2 separate regions of the Homo sapiens genome follow, and region 1 is linked to region 2. The links are chromatin loops, found by intact Hi-C in ENCODE. Cell type or tissue: GM12878. All regions are shown on one strand. Each heading gives the region's core, and the rest is flanking DNA. Links, peaks and the distances in the headings are about the cores only.

Region 1 (12,463 bases), core at 1,427-9,426, 260 kb before region 2:
AGACCAAATTCTAGTGTGGTATGAGGCCACAGTAAGCTTCTATAATTCTGGGTGTTCAGGAACAACAACAGGACTAACTAACTTTGGTCGGGGTGATGAAATCCCCATTTCACCCCATTTCCATGGATAGGGTCATTCTAGCCTTCTATAAACTTGGTCTAGTTTTTTAGTTAAATCACTATTATAGGCTGGATTAGGGGGCCAGACAGATAGAGCCTGTGAACACGAGTGGGTCTGGCCCATACAATCATAATATAACTGGCCTCGAGGGGCCCAGTCTATAATAGTTCCAAACTTATTGTTTTGTAGTACCACTGCAGTATCAGCCACACATTCTTCCTAAACTAAGACTTTTGGGTCTTTTGATTCTTTTGGAATTTCCTCGGGGCATGGTTTCCCTTTAGGCCTAAATTTTAATGATCTTTGATAGGAAGAATTTTGTAAATTATTTATTTGTGACCCGAGTGACATTCCACTTATCACATGATAAGTAAATTTACTGGTGCCACTGACAGTAGGTACTTCTACCAACCAATTTTGGATAGTAGGCATTAAGCATCCTGGTGCTTTTCCCAAGCAAATAGGAGGATAATGATACCCAATGGAAATGTTTATCATCATTCCTTCTTCTTCAGGTTGGGCAGGGCCACGGTTATCTGTGGGGCCTGGTACCCATACACTGTTATTAACATATATTTCAATAGGATTATCTATCCAAGTGACTGCCCGAATTAAGGGTGGGAAAGGCACATAGGCCCAGTAAGTATAGTTAGCTCTAGCGGCTCCCACAGACGTAGGGAGACTTACCACTGTTGATACAATCATTAAAGCTGCAAGCAGCATATTCTCTGGAGTTTGTGTTACCCTTGTGTTTTCCAGGCTTTTTTTAGCTAACTGTGTCAGCTTCTTTAGCTGGGCCCAGGTCGGCAGCTCCACCTTTTTGGTGGATGGCAATTTCATCTGTTTTTCTGATATTACCATTTTATTCATCCTGCGAGTCGATGATGTTCGATTGTGGGTTTTTTGTCTCTGCAGAGGCGCCTTCCTTTGTATCTCTGATGGGTTCATTGTAGAACTTCAAATGTCTAGTGGGTACCCAAACAGGAAGCTGATTTTCTCCTGGTGAAACACAAGTAAAACCTCTCCCCCATGTTATCACTCTACCTATTTCCCATGTTTTATTTTTGTTATTTTCCCACCAAATCAGTTTTTCCTCATGTGGGCTGTTCTTTTTACCGGTAAAATGTTATTCTGCAGGAGTAGTGGTTTGATTTCTATATATATTTAAAAAATTTAAAGTACAGAGTGCTATATTAAGTTGCATCTGAGGAGTGTTATACTGTTTACTGTCTTTTTCCTTTTTTTGTTTAACCAATTGAGCTTTGAGTGTTCTATTAGTTCTTTCAACTATGGCCTGTCCTTGGGAATTATAAGGGATTCCTGTTGTATGTGCAATTTTCCATGGATTTAAAAATTTTTGAAATGCTTTACTACAATATCCTGGCCCATTATCTGTTTTAATTTTTTTTGGAACTCCCATGACTGCAAAACAAGATAATAAATGTCTTTTAACATGGGAAGTACTTTCTCCTGTCTGACAGGTTGCCCATATGAAATGTGAATAAGTATCAATGTTACATGGACAAATGACAATTTTCCAAATGAAGGTACATGTGTAACATCCATTTGCCATAGTGCATCAGGACATAAACCTCTGGGATTAACTCCTGCCTCTTGAGTGGGCAGGTGTAAGACTTGACACTGAGCACAATGTTGTACAATATTTTTTGCTTGTTTCCATGTGATATCAAATTTGTTTTTTAATCCTGTTACATTTACATGAGTCAGGATATGAAGTTCTTGTGCTTCCATGAAGGCAGATGATACTAGCAAATCAGCTTGTTCATTTGCCTTAGTTAAAGGCCCTGGTAAATTAGTATGTGCTCGAATGTGACTAATATAAAATGAGAACTTTCTTTTTTCACAGTTTGTTGTAACAATTTAAACAGCTGATTTAACTGATCATCCATACTATATTTGATTAGAGCTGTCTCAATATCCTTGGTAGCCTGTACTACATATGTAGAATCCGAAACAATGTTAATAGGCTGATTAAAATCTTGTAACACTGAAATGACAGCAACCAATTCTGCTCTTTGAGCTAAGTGATATTGAGTTTCAATGACTCGTTCTTTTGGTCCAGTGTAAGCCTCTTTTCCATTGCTGGAACCATCAGTAAACACTGTCAGAAGATTTTCTAAAGGTTTATGTCTGGTAATTTTAGGTAAAATCCAAGTAGTCAATTTTAAAAACTGGAAGATTTTTGCTTTTGTGTAATGATTATCAGTAATTTCCACAAAATCAGCAAGACCAATCTGCCATGCACCAGAATTGATAAAGGCTTGTCTAACCTGTTCCTTATTTAAAGGAACAATGATTTTATCTGGGTCACTTCCACACAATTTTACTATTCGTAATCTTGCCTGATTACGAATTCGTAAACTTGCCTGATTACGAATTCGTAATCTTGCCTGATCAAATGTAGCCATTTGATCTAAGTACAATGTAAAAGTCTTAATTGTACTGTGAGGAAGGAATGACCACTCTACAAGATCTGTATCTTGAACAATAATGCCTGTTGGAGAATGTGCAGTAACAAAAATTAAAAGTTGGAGTGGGGCTGAGTGATCTATTCTATTTACTTGTGCTGACTGATTTTTTTTCTTCAACTAATTTAATTTTTTTATTTGCCTCTGGGGTTAATATTCTTTTACTATTCAAGTCTGGATCCCCTCTCAAGATAGAGAACAAGTTTGACATGGCATAAGTAGGGATGCCTAAAGTTGGCCGAATCCAATTAATATCTCCTATCAATTTTTGAAAGCCATTTAATGTTCTTAATGTGTCTTTTCTTATTTCTACTTTTTGTGGTTTAATGTTTCTTTCCTCTACTTGCATTCTCAAATAATGAAAAGGAGTGGAGGTCTGAATCTTAGTAGATGCTATTGTCAGGCCTGCGTTTGCAACGTCTGCTTGCAGAAATGTGTAACAGTCAATTAATTTGTCTCTTGTTTCTGCAGCACACAAAATATCATCAACACAATGAATGATATAACAGTCTGAAAACTTGTCTCTAACTGGTTGAAGAACTTGAGCTACAAAAGTCTGACAAATAGTTGGACTATTAACCATTCCCTGAGGCAACACCTTCCACTGAAATCTGGTGGCTGGTTCTTTATTATTTATAGCTGGTATAGTAAAATCAAATTTTTCAAAATCCTGTTTTGCCAGAGGAGTGGTAAAAAAGCAATCCTTCAGATCAATTATAATTAAAGGCCAATCTTTGGGAATCATGGCTGGAGAGGGCAGCCCAGGTTGGAGAGGCCCCATGGATTGAATTACTGCATTAACGGCTCTTAAATCAGTTAGCATGTGCCATCTGCATGATTTTTTCTGAATTACAAACACAGGAGAATTCCAAGGCGAAAATGATGGCTCAATATGTCCCTTTTCTAATTGTTCCTTTGCCAATAAGTGTAAAGCCTCCAGCTTTTGTTTTGGTAGTGGCCACTGATTTACCCATACAGGCTTTTCTATTTTCCAAGTTAATGGAATGGGTTTTGGAGGCTCTACAGTGGCCACTCCTGAAAAGGATACTCTAATCCCTTTTTTTCTGTATTTTCTTTAGCCTCAATTGGAACTTTAATGCCTTCTCCATTTTTCCCTAGTCCTTTGCCAGGGAGATATCCCATTTTAGTCATAATTTTTTGACTAGTGGCGCTGTATAGGGAGACTGGAATAGTAATCTCTGAATGCCACTGTTCTAATATGTCTCGGCCCCATAAATTAATTGGAATAGAAGTAATCATAGGCTGAACTGTACTCTCTTGATTATCAGGTCCCAGACAATGTAAAATTTTGGCACTTTGATACACTTCTGAGGCAGTGCCCACACCAACAAGTCCTGCAACGGGCTTTTGTTTAGGCCAATTTTTTGGCCATTGATTTAAGGCAATGATAAAAACATCAGCCCCAGTATCCACTAATCCTTCAAACTGCTTTCCCTGAATAGTAACTGTACACAAGGGTCTATTCTCTGAGAGCTGACTAGCCCAATAAACAGCTTTTCCAGCAGGGTTGGTACTTCCAAACCCTTCTGTTCTTTCTGTTTTGCTATCTCCAATTTTAATATAAGGCAAGAGCAGTAATTGAGCAATTCTCTCACCTGGATTGGCACTCCAGGGAACAGTAGAGCTGATCACTAACTGAATTTCCCCTTTATAATCTGAATCAATTACCCCAGTATGAATTTGGACTCCCTTTAAATTTAGACTTGATCTTCCTAAAATAAGGCCTACCATCCCTTCTGGCAGCGGGCCATATACCCCTGTAGGAATCTTTTGCGGAGGCTCTCCAGGGAGTAAAGAAATAATCTGAGTGAACATAAATCTACTGCAGCACTGCCTGCTGTGGCGGGGGATAACTCTTGTATTGTTGTAATTGGCTGATTTCCTGAAATGGTGGTATTTACTGTGGGGGTTGTTGTCCCTGAAAACCCTGAGGAACAAATGGCTGAATCGGGAATGCCCCACTTTGTTGTGGGGCCTGGGGCTGGCCCCTCTTCCCGTTTCCCGACAATGGTTGTCCATTTTTATCAAATTTAGAACAACATTCCTTAGCCCAACGTTTTCCTTTTCCACATCTTGGACACAGGCCAGGTGCCTCCTTTTTTTTGCTCTGTTTATTTAAGCCTGGACAATTTTTTAGATGACCGATTTGACCACAGTTATAACAGTTTCCCCCCAAATGTTTTAACTTGTCCTCCTAAAGCAACCCCTGTAATTGCTTGAGCCATTAACATTGCTTTATGCATAGCTCTTCCAATCCCATCACAAGCCTTCACATATTCTGTAATTACATCAACTCCTGCTGAAACCTTTTCTTTTAATGGCTTTATAGCCGATTGACATTCTGGATTTGCATTTTGATAAGCCATTATTTCTACAATAACTTTTCGGGCGTTATTATCTGCAATGCATTTTTGAGCTGCATCTTGCAACCTTGCCACAAAGTCTGGATATGGCTCTTTAGAGCCTTGTCTGATTGAACTAAAAGAAGGGCAGGAGGTTCCTGGGTCCTGAATCTTCTCCCAGGCCCTGAGGTAAATAGCCCTTAGTTGTTCAATAGCCTCATTCTGCATTACTGATTGTTGGTTAATAGTGACCCAATTTGGACCTGTTCCTAGCAACTGATCTGCATCTATATAACCAACAGGATTAATAGCCTGATTTTTCCATACCTGTTCTTGTACCCCATCAATCCACCAGGTTTTAAACTGTAGATACTGAGAGGGTGAGAGGGAAGATTTAACCAAAATTTCCCAATCTTAAGGAATAAGTCTATTTCCATGAGCAATGGAATCTAATAATGTTCTCATATAAGGACAGTTGGGTCCATATTGTTTAAATCCTTCCTTTAAATTTTTTAACATTTTCATGGTGAAAGATTCATATCTAGCCTCAGTTCAGACAGATGCTCCTGTTTGACTCCCTTTTCTGGCCGGTATGGGTTGTAAAATTACCGGATACTGCCATGCCTCAAGATCTCCCTGTTTTCTGGCTGTAGCAATGGTCTCATGCAGTGCACCATCTTGTCCACTAGGTGGTGCTGTAGGATCAAACGCCATCGCCGTGGGTTGTTGATATAGTGTCTTGCTATTTAGCACAGGACGCACCACCTGAGATCCATACTGAACCTCTGGAGACGGCCGATACTGAAATTCGGCTGGCGGCTGGTGTTGATAAACTACCGATGGTTGGGTTTTATTTTCTACTGCCTGCTATTGTGGATACTGTGCCTGGATTAGCATTTGAGATTGTGATGTCACAGGTATCTGAACCGCGGGAGAAGGAGATGGTGGCCATCATGGTCTAAACTCTGATGGCCCAAATAATTCTGGACCTCCTTTCCCCAATTTTGATGTTTCAGGATATATTGCTTCCTGTAACTGATTATAGTCAACATTTTGCATTGACTGAGCTATTACAGGCTGTACTGCATTTTTACAATGTGGACTTTCCATTCCTTTCTTAAACTCTGTTCCTGCCTCTTCTTCACAATCTATTACACAGCTTTCAGGGGCATCAAAGACTGAAATGCTATCTTCTTCTATTTGAAATGGTTCTAAAGTTGCTTTAGTAATGGCCCAATCATTCCATACTGTAAGTGGGATGATTTTACCTTCCCGAGTTGCTTGTTTTAGTCCTTTGCCAATTTTTTCCCAATCTTTTAAATCTAAAGTTCCCTGTTCTGGAAACCATGGGCAGAATTGTTCTACTGTTTGAAATAGCGTAACTAAATTTTCTGTAGAAGCTTTAACTCCCCCTCTTCTTAAGAGAATTTTGATGAAGCTGAGATAAGAGGCATATTTACTTTCAGTTTGCCCCATTGTTACCCTGGATTCCTCCGAGCGCACAAGCTTACTGCAAGGCTGACTGTGGACGTACTCGGGAATCTCTTGTCGGCTGTCCTCAATGCTCATGTTCTTATCGTACCTTTACCCTAGAGAAAGGCCCCACATTGGGCGCCAGATGAAGGGGTGGCCTGCCCCTCCACCCCTGTGGGTATTTCTAGTCGGGTAGGATGAGAGACGAAGAAAAGTTTTGTACTAACCTCCCTTGTACTAACCCCCTTTCCCTGGCCTCTTCCAGCTTGTCTTCTTCTCTCCCAGTAGTTTCTTCATGAAGAGGCCATGTGCTAAATTCCATGAGATATTTCACACTCAAAGAAGGCTTCTTTTATACTCTTTTGATAATTTGTCTGGGAATCACTGTCTCAATTTATAAGGGAGTTTGTAATAAATACAGTAAAAGAGAAACACACAAAGTATTTTGAGATATCAGAGAAGGGAGAAACCAATTCTATTAATATTTGGGGTTAGCAGGGAAGGCTTAGTTAAGAGGTGACATTTGAACTAAGCCTTGAAATAAGAGAAGGATTTGGACATGCAGTAATGGGGAGAGAGTAGAAGCAAGACATGATGGTTAATGTTATGTATCAATTTGACTGGGTTGTGGGGTGCCCAGATATTTGGCTACACATTAGTCTGGGTGTGTCTCTGAGGTATTCTGGATGAAGATAACATTTAATTGGTAGACTGAATAAAGCAGATTGTCCTCCCCAATATGGGTGAGCCTCATCCAATCCACTGAAGGCCTGAACAAAACAAAAAGGTGGAGTCACAGAGAATTTGCTCTTTTTTCCTGATTATATTTGAGCTGGGACATCAATCTTTTCCTGACTTTAGATGTGGACTCGAGTTGGAACTATATCATTGGCTGTCCTGGGTCTCCAGCTTGCTGGCTGCAGACTCCAGGACTCCTTAGCCTCCATAACCATGTGAGCCATCCCTTACAACAAATCAATCTGTCTCTATGTGTATAGCTCTACCTCTATCTCTCTGCTCTTTCTCTGGAGAACCTAGAGTAATACACAAGGTTATATTAGAGAAGAGGATGACCCAAGGAAAAGTGTGGAGGCAGAAAAGTGCAAAGAGGTTTTGGGAAGACTGGGGTCCTGATGGGGAGTTTGGATTTCACTGTGTGTAGCATGGAGAATCCTTGAAAATATTCAAGAGGTGAAAATTGTATTCGTGGAAGAACACCAGGAGTATGTGAAAAGAAAAACACTCACTCCATTTTGACTCCACTGAAGGGGGCATCAAAGGGATGCACTGGGGACATGGGTTGGAGGGTCATTGAGGCCATATCTGGAGGATCCTTACTTCTAGGCTGAGTCTGAAGTTATCTTTCTGGGGAGTGGGAGATTACAAATCTTTGAGCTCCACTGAAGAGATGGTTTTGCTAACAATGACAGGGCGATGGTTGTGGTGGTGGTGGTGGTGGGAAAATGGTATCATGAATTCTAACTGGGCTTCTGTTATTCTAGCTGAGAAAGTTTGGTAATGGACTTTCAGTAGAATAATACAGATCTGGGAATCAACTGCATGGAGGAGGTAGTTATAGGTGATGAGATGGCTCAGGGACAAAGTTTGGTAGAAGGAGAAAAGATACTAGGCTGGTACAAAAATAATTGCTATGATTGCCATTACTTTTAATGGCAAAATCCACAATTACTTTTGCACCAACCTAATAGGGTGCAAACTTCGGAGCCATCTGCATCAGAGGGATTGATGAAGATCAACAAAGTTTGGGAACACAGGAAAGGAGCGGGGAGGGTAATGACTTGAGGGCATAGCAGGGATAATCAAGGTTTTTCTTGTTAGCATGTGGAGACTTAAGCATGATTATATATTAAACGCCTGGCACATACATCGTGAAAAATATTTATGAGTGAAATGACAAGTGAAGGTGGTGAGTCATGGGAGTTCCAAGGGAATGGGTGATAAAGGGAGGTCTCAAATGAGACACAAGTGGAGAAGGTAGCTTGGGAAAGGAGAAGGATGTTTCTCCTTATAAGATGGGAAAGGCAGAGGAAGAGGGTCAAGATACAGTGATCTAGGGGTGAGATGGAAGTGAGTTGAGAGAACTCAACTCTGGGCTCTGAAACCCCTAGGGATGGGTTTGGGGGGCTTTGAGATATGGAAGAGGTTAAAAGTCAATTGTTATAGCAAATATGGTTTGGAATTTATTTGTGATGCTTAAAAATATTGCTGAACAGAAGTGAAGTCTATCCTAGAGTTGGATGGTGAGATTATTTAGTGGAACTACAAGATCCATGATGTGATTCTCTCCAGTATCATTCAGCAGCCCTTAGGCAGTTGCGAGGCAAGTCATCAATGGGGTATGGAGATTTTCCAGGTGGGTGTGGTTGAAAGCAGGGAAGAACGAGTTTAGGAGCACATTACAAGAAGAAGGTGACTGTAAGGTCCAGGCTGAGCAGGAAGGTAAAGCAAGAAGGAAACATGAGGTTGTGAAGAGAAGTTTAGAGGGATGAGGAGGCAGGAGAGGTGAACAGTTGCGGGATGTAGCTAGAGTGGCGATGTTAGATCTTGGGGCCAGAGAGCTTTACAGTGATTATGAAGATCAAAGGGCATTAGAATCAAGCTATAAAGAGCCACTGTTTGATGTTGGGATGTGAGGATGCTGCAGGTGGATGTCTGCACATTGATGGTGAGAACATGGTCACCCTGGCCCTGCTGGGTCTTTGCTAAAGAAAGTGTGCTCTGTTCTTGGGGCCATTTTCATCACCTGATTAGAGCAGTGGTCCCCAAATGGTGTTCTTTGGACCATCTGTATAAAATGTTCATAGGTCAAGGATAAAATGGAAAAACAGAGAAAATGTCACAGAAATGTGCCCATTGGTGAAAGACCACCAGCTGTCCTTTTTGGAGGATTGTTCTGTATTCTAAAAATGTATATATTCTATTCTTTTAAAACATTTTTGTATTTGCATTTTTTTCCCTTTTATGAAATGCCATGGGGTAGAAATTTGTAATGTATCCAATTCTCCTGTCTGCATGCATTGCCCTGTGGTGGGGGAGGGGTTGTGGCTAGTTCTGGCCAAGAGGCTGGGGGCAGAGGTGTAGTGTGAGACTTCTAGCCTAGGGCATTTAATTCTTAGTACAAGACTCTCTAGCATTCTTCTCCCTCTGTTCCCTGCTTGGTGATACTCGAGGTAATGCAACCCCCATTAGCCTTAGTCTTAGGGCAAGTTTGATGGAAAACAGAGCACCCCTTACCTCCCTGCAGATGTAACATGACTGAGAAAAACAACTTCTGATGTTTGAAGTTACCAAGATTTAGGAGTTGTTTGTTATTGCAGCAAAACCTCACCTATTCTGACCAATCATGGTGGAATTTGTGTGTGTGTGTGTGTGTGTGTGTGTGTGTGTGTGTGTGTGTGTGTGTGTGAAACTGGTAGTTTAAAAAAGTTCCTTCTTACCAAAAAGAAAAAAAAATTGCAACCTTATGTTGGTTCTCAAATTAAAAAAATATTTTTACTGGTTTATAAAATAGAAAAATCTGAGAATCTGTAGCTTAGAGAACTATAGTGTGGATGTCTATAAAGACCAGGTTATTTTATCAGCTCCTAACACCCCTTAATAGAAGCTTAGCCAAAACTTGGACTATTTCAGTCTTTCCCATTCCACATTCCATGGACTCTTGAAGAGACATTGATGAAACGGTGCAGCCATGAACCACCCTCACTCAATCCTAGTGGCAGAATCCCCCTTTTACTGCAGAATGAGCTTCTTGCTACAGTGATACTTGAACCCCTTAGATATATCCTGTACTAATTATATTAAAACACGACCAATGATTTTGCTTTGTTGTCCCCCAAATTCAACAAATTAATCATGAGAACCCAAAGAATTGGATTTAGTGTAACTGATTCCAAAGTGTCAGTAAGAACATAATTAGGTTATAATTTTCTCCAGTTCAAATAAAAGAAAATTGGCAATAAAATGCTGATCGATATGTGTAGCTCAGGAGGTAGAGCCTGCTTTGAGATGCAGAAGTGTTTGTTTTTTTTAGATCTATATTCTTGAGTAAAGAAAAAATCCATCTCTCTTTCCTAGAGGGGAAGACTTTCAGAGATGGGCTTGGCAACAGCCTGACTATCAGAGGCTGAATTAAACAAATAGGTACCTCCCTGGAGTGAATGGTGCATTTCTCGTGTTTGGGGAACCGTGCTTTTATGGTGGAGTTTGCTTTCTGTCTTGGTCTCCGGATGTGTGTATCTGTGGGTGGATGTCTGCATGTAAATGGCAGTGTATACCTGTGTGGGTGTGTAAAAAATTCCCATGTGAATCTCAGCTTTGTGGGGATCTCCAGGTCTTGAGCCCAGCAGATGCCATTTGAAGAAAAATCACTTGAAAATGAGACAGAAAGAATGGAAACTAAATCCTAGCTCTAAAGACACCAGGCTGATTAAAAAAAAAAAAAAACTCTGGATCTTCTTTGTTTTGGACTCTACCTACCTCCAGATGACATTTCTGTTTCCTATGAGATGATTAGAATGAAAGAGATCCTGAGCACGAAAGAGCAGACAGTGTGTGATTGTGTGTATGTCAGGGTGTCAGCTGTGACACTGCTGACATTTTGGCTCAGCAATTTCTCTGTTCTATGTGTGGGGGTTCCCTGTGCATTTTAGGATGTTGAGCGGCATCCCTGGATCCCTGGACTCACTGGATGCAGTAACACAACTCCCCCCAAGTAGAGACAAACCCCAGCGTCTCCAGATATTGCCTAATGTCCCCATAGGGCAAAATAGCCCCATCTGAGAACTGCTGCTTTCATAAAGTACAATGTCAGGTGAAATAGGTGGAGGCTGTTTGTAGTCAGGGGTTAGTAGAGATGGAAGAGACCCCAGGAATATCCTGGAAGGGGCTGCAATATTTTGTTTCTTGAATTGGGTGTCGGTAATATGGAGATGTTCAGGTTTGTTGTTGTTGTTGTTGTTGTTGTTGTTGTTTTGAGGCAGGATCTTGCTCTGTCACCCAGGCTGGAGCACAGTGGCACCATCATGGCTCACTGCTGCCTCTGCCTCCTGGGCTCAAGCAGTCCTCCCACCTCAGCCCTCCTGAGTAGCTGGAACTACAGGCATGTGCCATCACTGTTGCCTAATTTTTGTATTTATTTATTTTTTGTAGAGAGGGGGGTCTCACTACGTTGCCCAGGCTGGTCTCGAGCTCCTGGGCTCAAGCAATCTGCTCACCTTGGCCTCCCCAAGTGCTGGGATGACAGGCATGAGCCACTGCTTCTGGGCAGTATGTTTGGTTTTTAAGAAAAGTACTGTGTTGACCTCTTCTGTGTGCACATTTCTTTAAGTAATAATTCAATAAAGCATTTAGAAAAATTGGTCATAATAGGAGTGATTTGTAGAGTGATTGGAATGAAAGCTGATCACCTTAATTTGAACTACTCTGAAATGAGCACCAGGGGCCACCAAGAGGAGCCTTTCAAGGTGTCATAGCCAAGGAGAGGACTGTGTTGTGTACACCTCTGCATAAAGGATTTGCTGGTTACATGCAAGGATGAGGCCTCCTTCTGAGGACAGAGGCAGCAAAGCAATTGGAAGCCCAAAGCATTGAGATTTCTAAATGGACTTTGCTAAAATCTTGTGGATGACTCATGCTCTTAACATACACCCATGTACATATTGTCCATATAAACATTAATTCTGTAACAAGGCCCACACATAAGGGTTTTTTTTTTCTTTTGAGACAGTCTTGCTTTATTGCCCAGGCTAGAGTACAGTGGCATAATTGTGACTCACTGCAACCTCTGCCTCCTGGGTTCAAGCAATGCTTGTGCCTCAGCCCCCCGAGTAGCTGGGACTACAGATGCACACCACCATGCCTGGCTAATTTCTGTATTTTTAGTAGAGACAGGGTTTCACCACGTTGGCCAGGCTGGTCTCAAACTCCTGGCCTCAAGTGATCTGCCCACCTCAGCCTCCTAAAGTGTTGGGATTACAGGTGTGAGCCACTGCGCCTGGG
Region 2 (12,463 bases), core at 1,738-9,737:
CTGCCTCAACCTCCCAAAGTGCTGGAATACAGGCATGAGCCACCACACCCAGCCTATCCAAGGTTCTTGATAACATGAGACTGAGGAGGGAAGCAGATGGCAGTAAAGGATGAACACCATCTCATGAAACATGAAACAGGCTGATCTGGAGCTTTTTCAGAGAAATTAAAGAGACAGGTTAAAGCCATGTATCTCTAGCATTTGGTTCATATTTTCCCACTATTTTCTCCAGATGAATTCTCTCCACACCTATAAAGCCATCCCATCTTGTCCTGCCCCCTCAACACATACACACATGCACATGTACACAAACGCAAACACACACACCACACACACCTGCTCCATTCCAGGCACAAGATTCTACTCTTCATTCTCTCATTTATCCAGCAATCCCTGCCCTGTCCTCATCTCTAGGCTTCTGCTCAAAGGCACAGACCCTGTTGGGTACCTACCCCAAATCCATTCTGCCCCACCTTGCTACTAACAGAACTACAATAATATTCAGGAGGGCAATATGTCCAGCTATGATGCTCACCTGCCCAGACTCCTTTGCAGCTAGGGTGGCCATGTAACCTGTTTCTTATCATGAGATATAACTGAATAAAAAGTCTGCTAAGGATTTGGGGAAAATTTTTGCCCTCCTCATACAGGCTCCACCTTCTCCCCACCCTTCCTTCCTTTCTTTCCTTCTTCCTTTTCTTTGCTACTTTTTTTTCTTTCTCCTTTTTCCTGCCTTGTGCACAACATGAGGCTTGAGGTGGAGCAACCATCTTGGGAACACAGATCAATAAAGCCACAAGCTAAGGATGGTGGAGCAGAAAGAGAAAAGAAGCCTGGAGAATTGACGGCTCCTTGAAGTTCTGCATTAGCCTTGGGCTTCTTGTATGTACATCTCTGTTTAGCTAAGTCCCTGTAGTCAGGTTTCTGTAGCAAGTGGCCTAATGCAACTAATTCCCAGGCCCTTACTCTCCCTTCTACCTGGAAAGAAATTCTCCCCACCCCATAGCCAACTTTTGAAGTCCTGTACTTCCTTCAAAGCCCACCTTAAATCCTATCTCCTTCAAGTGGACGTTCCACAATGCCTCAAAATCAATCTCCCTCTCTCCCGTAGTCATATAGGGCACAATTAAAATCATTAAAATAGTATACCCTTCTGCTTCATATCATAAATATTCATGTCTGTTTATTCATACATCCTCTCCCTAGACTGAGAGCTGCTAAGGGCAAGTATCCTTTTTCACCCATTTTGAATGCCCTGCAGCACCCAGCACAGTGTCCATAGTAGTCACTCAGTAAAGGATTGTTGAATTTCTTTGATTGTACAAATGCTCCTTCCTTCCCAAGTGTATGCTATGGATCATGTTAAAGCAGCCGGCTTCTATGTAGATGGGATGGGAAAGTTAATAATTAGAAAAATAACTTTAGAAATCCTAGTCATGTTTGACCATGTTTTGACAGTTCGAAACTGTGTGGCCCTGTTGCTAATTGCCCAGATATACACACTTAGGTCAAAAGAAGGGACAGAAATGAGAAGGTATAGAAAGTCTAAAACTGGTCTATATATCATCAAATTAGTATGCTGGTTTCATCAAACTCAACTTCAAACCAGTATCTATTAGAGACCGATTTGTATCCAAAGTAGTTAATATAATTTATTGCATTGCAATTCCAGTTACACTTCTACTACTTATTTAATGCATTTCTTTTGGTTGACAAAAATTTATTGGCCATCTATTATGTGCCAAGTCCAGGTGACCAGCCATCCCTGGTTATCTGTGACTGAGCAGTTTCCTGAGACACAGGAATTTTCAGTGCTGAAGCTAGGAGAGCTCCAGGTGAACCAGGATGGTTGGACATCCAAGAAGCTCCGAGCTTGATGCTTGATATAAAGCAGTAGAAAAGATAGATGTTGTCCCTGCCTATGTGGAGCTCTACAATGTAGTTGGTTTTTATTTGGGGTTCCTAGCAATTAAAAGTCAGTTTACATCCTGTAACTATATCTTCAAATCACACGTTAGAGTTTATTAAACAGCAATCAAGGCCATCCAACACTTCCAGGTGCTAACATCATAAATCTACATAGTACAATTGGCTGTGAGTGTGGAGGGAAGAAGGACTTTGGAACAGGAGGATAAGCTGAAGTTCAGTTCATTAATGTGGTCACTGTTCTACCGGCTGTGAATTCCAACCAACTTTAATCACAGCCGGAGCCAGTTATCTGTTGTTTTTGGATCAGCAGGCATGCTCCATCTTCAGGTTCTCAGCCCTCTTTGTGATACCAATTTTGACCTGTTGGTGGGACTGTGCCTTCTTTGGAAAGGACCAGGAAATGTCAACTTTTCCTGGGGGAATGTGGAGGTAATCTGATGGTGGCATCTGCTGATATGGCCACCACAGCTGTCTGGAGATTACTTTTTCTTCATCATTCTTCCATATTCATTCTTCCTATAGCTGGGTGCCAGGCCCTCCCATTTTTGGCATATGGATGACCTATTTCCCCTTTTAGAATGCCAGTCCTCCCAGATAGATAATACATACTTCTGAGCTTAACAGTCTGAAGATCCTATCCTTCCATAGGAGCCACCTACTCAACAAAGACTGAAGGTCCTGGTTCCTCATGGAGTACTTCTCACTCTATGGCAGACTTTTCTCTCTAATCTCCAGCCTTCACCTCTGCTAGGCTTTCATAACAACCACCATTGATTTTCTACTATTGGCTGGGTATTTTTATATCCATTATTTTATTTAAAGTGGACAACAACTCAAAGTAGATATTGTTATCCCCACTACCAGATGAATAAACTACAGGGCAAAGAAGCTAGGGAACTTTCCATGGGTCACACATTATAAATGGACAGAGTAGAAATTGAATCTCACTCTATCAGACTCTTTTCTGAGAGTTGACTTGATGACCTGGAAGGGAACAGACCTTGTGTGCTTGAAAGAGCTTGTATATCTTGGATGCTTGAAAGTAAGTGTGAAGAAGATTTCAAGGGAGAAGGAATTTTGTGTCTGTTGACTTCTAAATTTTGCTTAGTGAGGGGGTGGGTGTGCCAGGGAACACTGCAAATCAGGGAGAAAGGCCTGACAAAAACCCTAGTTTACTGCCTTGCACTAGATCAAATGTTAGTTCATACCTAAATGTGAGTTTGTGCTTTGAAGCAATAAGAAATTAATTTTAAAATGGTCTCAGGAGGTTTTTAAAGGGCAAATTTTCAACAAATAAAACTAACATGCTTAATTTCATTTCCTTGGAATTTTCATGGCAAAGATGCTTTCAGTGATCTGGAGCCACCCTTTAAAAAGATACAGACCAATGAAGTTGGAGAGTCTTATCTTTTGCATTGAGGCAACCTCAACATTTAGGCGCACCACTGAAGGTCTCAGAGCCTGACCTCATCACTACCCACCATTAGCACGTGGTCAGGAGAGTCCAGGGATCCCAGTATGAGCATTTACAAATGAGGAAAACGACACCTATAGCAATATATCACCAATGTCTTGCAAACAGCCTCATTTATAATAGGTACTCAATAATTTTATTGAATAAGGGAATAAAGGAACAAATAAATGAAACAAGTGATTTTCCAGAAGGTCACACAAACGGACAAAAATCCAATGTTCTAAACCTTCACTTCATTTCTTAATCTAGTTGTATCATCCTCTGGGTGAGCCTAGCCCACTTTAAAATGGATATTCGGATGTCAGAATGAATAGAGCAGTGTGCCTGACTTAAGTAATATCAAAATTGTAGAGATGTGGAAAAGACGGAGTTGATGAAGCTCCTGTTATCCAGAGACCATGACCATTCCAGGTGGTTGGTTTCGTTTCTAATGCACATCTGCTCCACTTCACCAATTGCTTTGAGCAATATGCGGTTCTCATGACAAAGTCAACAATTCTTTATCATCTGCGTGGTCAGTCACCCTTTCATTGTCCCTCCCTTGTAATTGTTTAATCTGGCGTCCCCTGCCGCATTTCTTGGCTGCCTACTCTCCCTGCTCCTATCAGTCAGGTTGTACTCAGGGAATGCAAATGCACAGAATAAGTCCAGAGTCAATTAGAACTAATTAGGTGTTTTATCTGCTGGTTTGGATTATCCGTGCCCTCTATGGATACATGGCATAGGCTGGTTGAACAACCATCCCTGGATTGGGGAGCATTCTAAGATTCACACACAACTTCCTATTGTCTGTGCTAATGGAGGTAAAGGCTGGCATGAATGTACAACAGAGACATTTAAAAACCAAGGTATAGTTTATGCCCATTTTCACCGTAGATTTTAGTGAGTGTTTACAACTTTATATACCTGTGTGACCATCACCACAATCAAGGCATAGCATACTTTCAACATCACAAAAAGTTTTCTTGTGCCATCTCAGCCGATCTGCCCCTACCTTGGCCCCAAGCAACCAGCAGTCTGCTTTCTGTCACTGTAGATTAGATTTGTCTTTTCTAGGGTTTTAGTTTCTCCAATTTCCTTCCCAGTGATGTCTGGTTCAGGATGATATTAAAATGTGTTCATGTTCCCTACATCCACACTGATTGGTCAGGGTAGGCAGAACTGGGATGTGGAAGAAACATGAGAGGCAAGACATGGAGGCTGATGAGCATAATTATTGGCAATGAGAAGAATGTTGGCTCTCCCCAGTATTTGTAGAATATGACAAAGCGTGTGTGCCCATGTTGTGCCCTGAACCTATTTTCAAGTGTGTTCAATACAGAGTCTTCTAAATTTAACTGCCTAGGAATTGTGTATTTTGCTTTGAATGGACACTTGGAAACTCCAGACTCTAGCCAGCCCCTCTCAGCCACGGAGTCATTGCTCCCCCTGGTGTAAACACAGAGACTAGTCACCCTGTGTCATAAGGCATTCCCACCCACCGCAGCCCTCCCTGGACCACGAGGAGCCAAAGGCAGGCAAGAAAGCTTCTGGCTCTCTCTGGCTGTTGTTAGGTTCATGGGTCAGATGCTGAGTTTGTGAACACAGAGGAACACTAAGAGATCAACTGCTTGAGAGAGGACAGAAACAGAGAGAAGGGAAACCCCAGAGACAGAACTAGCTAGACATGCAAGATAGAGAGGTGAGGGGGCAGAGGCACAGCCCAGAAAACAAAGCAAGAAGCGATAGAGGGATGGTTTTTTTCTCCATTTATGAGACATCCTAAAAATTTACTCCTCTGCCCAAAATAGATTTAGATCCACGATATGAGAAACCTTGAGAAGTGAATTTTAACATGGAAATGCTGATAAATCTTTTAAACAACTTATACACCTCCAGGTGTTGTTGGACCTGCTTAATCCCTTTAAACCTCCAGTAACTCCATCCATGGTGTTTAAAGTCTCATAAATCTGCACTAGCTTAAAATAGGGATATATAAATCACATTTAGGGTCTTGGGAGTAGGGACAGGAGATAGGCATCCCAATGCCATTTAAAACCACAGCACAGACTTTTCATCAATTTTTTCCAAGAAAAGTTAAAATGAAAAACATTCAGGTTTCTGGGTTGTGGTTTCATAAGTTCTCAATTTGTTCTTTTTCCTTTTTTTCAGGGGGGTGGGCAGGGGTCCAAAGGAGCATTGACTAGCTAGTCAATTGGAAAGAAAAAAATTGCAAAGACCCATCTCACTTAGTCCTTTTACACAAAATAAAACCAAAAAGAAAAAATAATAATGAAATACTACCAGAAGTCATTAGAAAACAGCAATGTTTCTAGTAAAGCACCAACAAAAATGATGTCTGGTTTTTGTTAAATTGTTAATTTATGCAAAAAAATAAAAGTTATAGATACTATCCTAATAATAATAGCTACTTTTACTTTCTCATTCCTACCACATGCCCAGTACCTACCACTGAGCTGAGGACACACACAACCACCTCCTTCTCATCCCCCTGCTGCAAAGGCTGTCAGACTTTTTCTGGCTCCTCATTCGCAATATTTCTCATTACAAACATTGATTCTCAACAGCTGTTTGAGAAGGTTTTGGAGAAGCCACACTCTGCTAGAAAATCCAGGGGGTACATGAGAGATCCAGCAGGGGAGGCTTTTCTGTGTGAAGAGCTTTGGGTACATTATCTAATTTTATCCTCACAGCAGCCCCATGAGAAATATTATTATTATTTCTGTTTTACAGATGAGGAAGCTAAGGTTCGGATTGTTTAAGTAATTTACCCCAAGTAGCATGGCTGGTAAGTGATGGAGCAAAAATTCCAACCCCGAGTCTGCTTTAGAAGACCTGATCTTATCCAGGATGCCATCAACCTTCTGTGGGCAATAGACCCAGACCACAGATCATTTGGAAGAATCTCACATATCACACTCTAAGAATTGATATGTTTTCTGCTTCCTCTTTTCTGGCCTGTCCCAGTGACCTTTCAAACCCCAAAGTCTTGGAAAAATCTACTGTGTTAACTGAGTCTTTACTGAAACTTCAGTCCATGTAGAGAAAATAAGAGTCTCCAGCTTGTGTCGCTTGCTTCAAGTTCCAGTTGGCCTGCGGGGATGTACCACCAAGTGATCCTGGGAAAACATTGGAACTTTAGTTTCCTTACCTACTAAATAGGGACCTATAAGACCTATCTTTGGGGTTGTTGTGAGGGTTAACATGTGGGAAGACCATCTGGAGCCTGCAAAGTCCAGGCAATTGCTGGGTCATGTGATGAGTATGGTACCCAAGTATGGTGCCTGAAGTATAATAAAGAGGAAAAGCCTCCCTAAGGTCTGTCTTCACAGAGCAGATATTACAGAGCACTTTATCCCCAAATAGTTCAGAAGGTGTCTCCTAAGAATAAGGACATTATCCTGTTTTTATATAATGTATATAACCGCAATACTTTTATTACACCTAAGAAAAGTAATAATAATTCCAGAATATCAGATATCCCTAGTTGTTTCAAGAATGCCTTTTATAGCTGTTTTCATTGTGCCAAAATACACATAACATAAAATGTACCATTTTAACCATTTTTAAATGTACACTTCAGTGGCATTAAGTACAGTCACATTGTTGTGTAATCATCACCACCATCTACCTCCAGAACTTTTTTATCTACCCCATGAAACTGCATCCAGTAAAACACTAACTCCTCAGCCCCTGGCAATGACCATTTTACTTTCTGTCTCTATACATTTGACAATTCTGGTACTTCATGTAAATAGAATCACACAGTATTTGTGCTATTGTGACTGACTTATTTCACTTAGCACAATGTCTTCTAGGTTTATCCATGTTGTGGCACGTGTTAGAATTTCCTGCCTTTTTAAAGCTGAATGATATCCCACTATGTGTATATGCCACATTTTGTTTATCCATTCATACATTGATGAACACTTTTATTGCTTCTACTTTTTGGCTGTTGTAAATAATGCTGCTATGAACAGGGGGGTACAAATATCTGTTTGAGTCCTTGATTCTACTTCTTTTGGATGTATATGCAGAAGTGGGATTGCTGGATCATATAGTAATTCTGTGGTTAATTTTTTGAGGAATGGCCATCCCATTTTTCAGAGCAGCTATACTTTTTACACACCCACCAGCAATGCACAAGGGTTCCCATTTCTCCACATCCTTACCAATACTTGTTATTTTTTGTTGCCTTTATTTTATTTTATCTTATTTTATTTTAGGGATGGGGTCTTGCTGTTTTGCACATATTGGAGTGCAGTGGCTATTCACACTTAGTGCACTGCAGCCTCTAACTCCTGGTCTCAAGAAATTCTCCCACCTCAGCCTCTTGAGTAGCTGGGACTACAGCATCATTGTGCCTGGCACTTTCTTTTTTTTTTTTTTTTTTTATACTAGCCAACTTAATGTGTTTGATCTCATTGTGGTTTCAACTTGCATTTCCCTCCTAATTAGTCTTTTCATGTGTTTATTGACCAGTTGTACATCTTCTTTGGAGAAATGTCTATTCAACTCCTTTCCCCATTTTTCAATCTGTTAATTATTTTGTAGTTATTGAGTTGTAAGGATTCTTCATATATTATGAATATCAATTTGCAAATATTTTCTCGCCCTCAGTGGTTTGCCTTTTCTCTGTGTTGACTGTGTCCTTTGATGCACAGAAGTATTTAATCTTTATGTAGTACAATTTATCTATTTTTTCTTTTTGTGCTTTTGGTGGCAACCAGAAAATTTGAAATTACATGTAGCTGTAGCTGACATTGTATTGCTATTGGATACTTCTGGCCTAGAAGCTTGATTAGATTTAGGTTAATTCATTTTGGCAAGAATACTTCATAGTTCGGACACAGTGGCTCACACCTATAATCCCAGCACTTTCAGGCAGAACTCCCACAGGAGTTCAAGACCAGCCTGTGCAACATGGTGAAACAACATCTCTACAAAGAATATATATAAAATCAGCCAGGTATGGTGGCACACATCTGTAGTCCCAGCTACCAGGGAGGCTGAGGTGGGAGGATCACTTGAGACTGGGAGGTCAAAGCTGCAGTGAGCTTTGCACCTCTGCCCTCTAAACTGGGTGACAGAGCAAAACCCTATCTCAAAAAAAAAAAAAAAGAATGCTTCATAGTTGACGTTGTGTACTTCATAATATATTACAGCAAGAGGTATACAATATCTAGTTGTCCTACTGTCATTGATGCTAAATTTGATCATGTGGTTAACTGCCAGGTATCTGGATTGTAAAGTATATTTTCTCTTTTGCAATTTCTTTCTTATTTATTTATTTATTTATTTATTGATCATTCTTGGGTGTTTCTCGCAGAGGGGGATTTGGCAGGGTCATAGGACAATAGTGGAGGGAAGGTCAGCAGATAAACAAGTGAACAAAGGTCTCTGGTTTTCCTAGGCAGAGGACCCTGCGGCCTTCCGCAGTGTTTGTGTCCCTGGGTACTTAAGATTAGGGAGTGGTGATGACTCTTAACGAGCATGCTGCCTTCAAGCATCTGTTAAACAAAGCACATCTTGCACCGCCCTTAATCCATTTAACCCTGAGTGGACACAGCACATGTTTCAGAGAGCACAGGGTTGGGGGTAAGGTCACAGATCAACAGGATCCCAAGGCAGAATAATTTTTCTTAGTACAGAACAAAACGAAAAGTCTCCCATGTCTACTTCTTTCTACACAGACACGGCAACCATCCGATTTCTCAATCTTTTCCATACCTTTCCCCCCTCTCTATTCCACAAAACCGCCATTGTCATCATGGCCCGTTCTCAATGAGCTGTTGGGTACACCTCCCAGACGGGGTGGTGGCCGGGCAGAGGGGCTCCTCACTTCCCAGTAGGGGCGGCCGGGCAGAGGCGCCCCTCACCTCCCGGATGGGGCAGCTGGCCGGGCGGGGGGCTGACCCCCCCACCTCCCTCCCGGACGGGGCGGCTGGCCGGGCGGGGGGCTGACCCCCCCACCTCCCTCCCGGACGGGGCGGCTGGCCGGGCAGAGGGGCTCCTCACTTCCCAGTAGGGACGGCCGGGCAGAGGCGCCCCTCACCTCCCGGACGGGGTGGCTGGCCGGGCGGGGGGCTGACCCCCCCCACCTCCCTCCCGGACGGGGCGGCTGGCCGGGCGGGGGGCTGACCCCCACCTCCCTCCCGGACGGGGTGGCTGCCGGGCGGAGACGCTCCTCACTTCCCAGACGGGGTGGCTGCTGGACGGAGGGGCTCCGCACTTCTCAGACGGGGCGGCTGCCGGGCGGAGGGGCTCCTCACTTCTCAGACAGGGCGGCCGGGCAGAGACGCTCCTCACCTCCCAGACCGGGTCGCGGCCGGGTAGAGGCGCTCCTCATATCCCAGACGGGGCAGCGGGGCAGAGGCGCTCCCCACATCTCAGACAATGGGCGGCCGGGCAGAGACGGTCCTCACTTCCTAGATGGGATGGCGGCGGGGAAGAGGCGCTCCTCACTTCCTAGATGGGATGGCGGCGGGGAAGAGGCGCTCCTCACTTCCTACATGGGATGGCGGTCGGGCAGAGACGCTCCTCACTTTCCAGACTGGGCAGCCAGGCAGAGGGGCTCCTCACATCCCAGACGATGGGCAGCCAGGCAGAGATGTTCCTCACTTCCCAGACGGGGTGGCGGCCGGGCAGAGACTGCAATCTCGGCTTTTTGGGAGGCCAAGGCAGGTGGCTGGGAGGTGGTTGTAGCGAGCCGAGATCATGCCACTGCACTCCAGCCTGGGCACCATTGAGCACTGAGTGAACGAGGCTCCGTCTGCAATCCCGGCACCTCGGGAGGCCGAGGCTGGCGGATCACTCACGGTTAGGAGCTGGAGACCAGCCCGGCCAACACAGCGAAACCCCATCTCCACCAAAAAAATACGAAAACCAGTCAGGCGTGGCGGCGCGCGCCTGCAATCGCAGGCACTCGGCAGGCTGAGGCAGGAGAATCAGGCAGGGGGGTTGCAGTGAGCCGAGATGGCAGCAGTACAGTCCAGCTTTGGCTAGGCATCAGAGGGAGACCGTGGAAAGAGAGGGAGACGGAGACAGAGAGGGAGAGGGAGAGGGAGAGGGAGAGGGAGAGGGAGAGGGAGCCTCTTTTGCAATTTCTAAACACTTTGTGAGATGATACTTTGGTACCAGAATACCATTTCAGATATTATCAAACCTTGACACTGGTTAGCCCTCTTAGAGAAATGTACAGAGCAAAATTAAGGAAAAGAATCAATGAGTCAGATCCTAAATGCATGACCCTCCAGGAAGGCAGTTCAGATAACTCCCTGCCTTTGTACCCTGGCTTTTTGGTGACTGCAACAGCCAGAGAACATGTCTTGCCTACCCCTTCTGCCTGTCCTTCTACTTAGTGGCTGTTATGTAATCTGTAGCACTCTCTTGGGCCAGTCATTTCCATTGTAACTATAACTACAGCTTGCCCAAGCCTCATTTTCTGTCTTGCTACTAGCAATAACCCAGGCTTGTGCTATAGCCTCTGCTTCCACATTTCTGAGAGATACCAAAGGGAGTCTCTCATGCACTGAAGAACGTGTCTCTTTTTCACCTATTTTTCTTTCTGTGACTACATTTATATCTGTGCTAATTAATATTAATATTAATATCTGTGCTACATTAATACCTGTGTTCTTGGAGCAACCAGAGGGGCAAACTCCCATGGTGCCAAAGTGACCCTAGACTTCCCAGAGTGTTTTCTGGCTAAAACCATGCTGAGTCTACATGAAGTGGGGAAAAGTGTCTTCTTTCTCCCCCTTAGGACACTTTCCCTCCAGGTGCCAGTGCAGCACCTTTGTGCTCTTCTGTCTCACAACATCGGTTATGAAATCACATCCTTCAGTTTCTGCTTGACTTGCTAGAATTTGGCTCATCATAAATATCCAGGACAGACACCTTGTTGCCTCCTGATCCCCCTGTCCTTCCCAGGCATTTCAGCAAGAACACCTTCTCTCTTCTTTTAGCCAAATCAGCTCCTGGCACCCCACCTACTTTTCTTCAGAGGGATATAAATCCAATTTAGGCTAAAAGGATAACTAGTCTTATTCTCTATTACAGTACCTAAGTAGGAGAGAACACTCTCCTACTGGAATTTCCTTCAGTGTGTTTATGTGATTGCAAGCCCAAATGGCTGATGATGTAATCAAAGGACTCCAGTTAGGTCCTAAGGTTTGCTCCCATTACAAGCAAAAAGAGATACTAGTAACCCTTCCAGAATAGCTCCATGGACCCAGGGATCCAAGAGACCAAATGAGAAGTTAAGAATAAGCACAAGTGAATGTAAAAATCTAAAACTATTTCTAGAAGAAAACACAGAAGAAAAGCTTTGCAATTTTGAGGCAGGCAAAGATTTCTTACTATGCAAAAAGCATGGACAATGAACCAAAAGGTTGATAAACTGGACTTCATTAAAATTTCAAAATGTTGTTCTTTGCAAGACACTACTTTAAAAGATGAAAAGTTAGCCAGGTACAGTGGCTCATGCTTGTAATGTCAGCAATTTGGGAGGCTGAGGCAGGATGACTGCTTGATCCCAGGAGTTTGAGAGCAGCCTCAGCACCATGGCAAGACCCTGTCTCTACAGAAAAAAAAAACCAAAAACAACAACAAAAACAGAAAAACCTGGAGTGGTGGTGCACACCTGCATTCCCAGCTACTTGGGAGGCTGAGGTGGAAGGCTAGGAGAAAACATTTGTAATACACATATATGGCAAAGGATTTATATCCGGATAGAAAGAATTCTTACAATTCAATAACAAGAACCAACACAATTTTTAAATGGGCAAAATATTTGAAGAGACACTTCACCAAAAAAGATATATGAATGGCAAATAAGCACATTAAAAATACTCAACGTGATTAGTTGGTGTTGAGCATTAGTTATCATGCAAATAAACCACAATGAAATACCAATGCACAGTCACTAAAATGGCAAGAAATTTAAAAAACTGACCCTACCAACCTTTGACAAGAATGTGGCAACAACTAGAATTCTCCTATAATGCTGTTGAGAATGTCAAATGGTAGGACCACTTTGAAAAAAGGGTATGGCAGTTT

The links. Hi-C counts contacts between places; a loop is a spot of excess contacts. Peaks named below come from ENCODE experiments on the same cell type or tissue, not always from the same donor. Only the 100,000 strongest peaks of a DNase experiment are listed, where the experiment ranks them.
Region 1: a loop joins it to region 2, with 4 times the contacts of the local background. A loop is called at or near these places in 11 of 110 quality-filtered maps.

The regions. Positions count from the first base shown.
Region 1 is chr3:75,545,511-75,557,973 of GRCh38, reverse strand. No RefSeq gene overlaps it. Among named protein-coding and RNA genes, the nearest start is that of MIR1324, 79 kb to the left of the region's middle. In GM12878, for the core only: a CTCF peak has its summit at 5,656 (motif pointing right); no DNase peak of the experiment used is centred there.
Region 2 is chr3:75,286,701-75,299,163 of GRCh38, reverse strand. No RefSeq gene overlaps it. Among named protein-coding and RNA genes, the nearest start is that of MIR4444-2, 78 kb to the right of the region's middle. RefSeq lists an enhancer at 8,619-9,126. In GM12878, for the core only: a CTCF peak has its summit at 4,834 (motif pointing left); no DNase peak of the experiment used is centred there.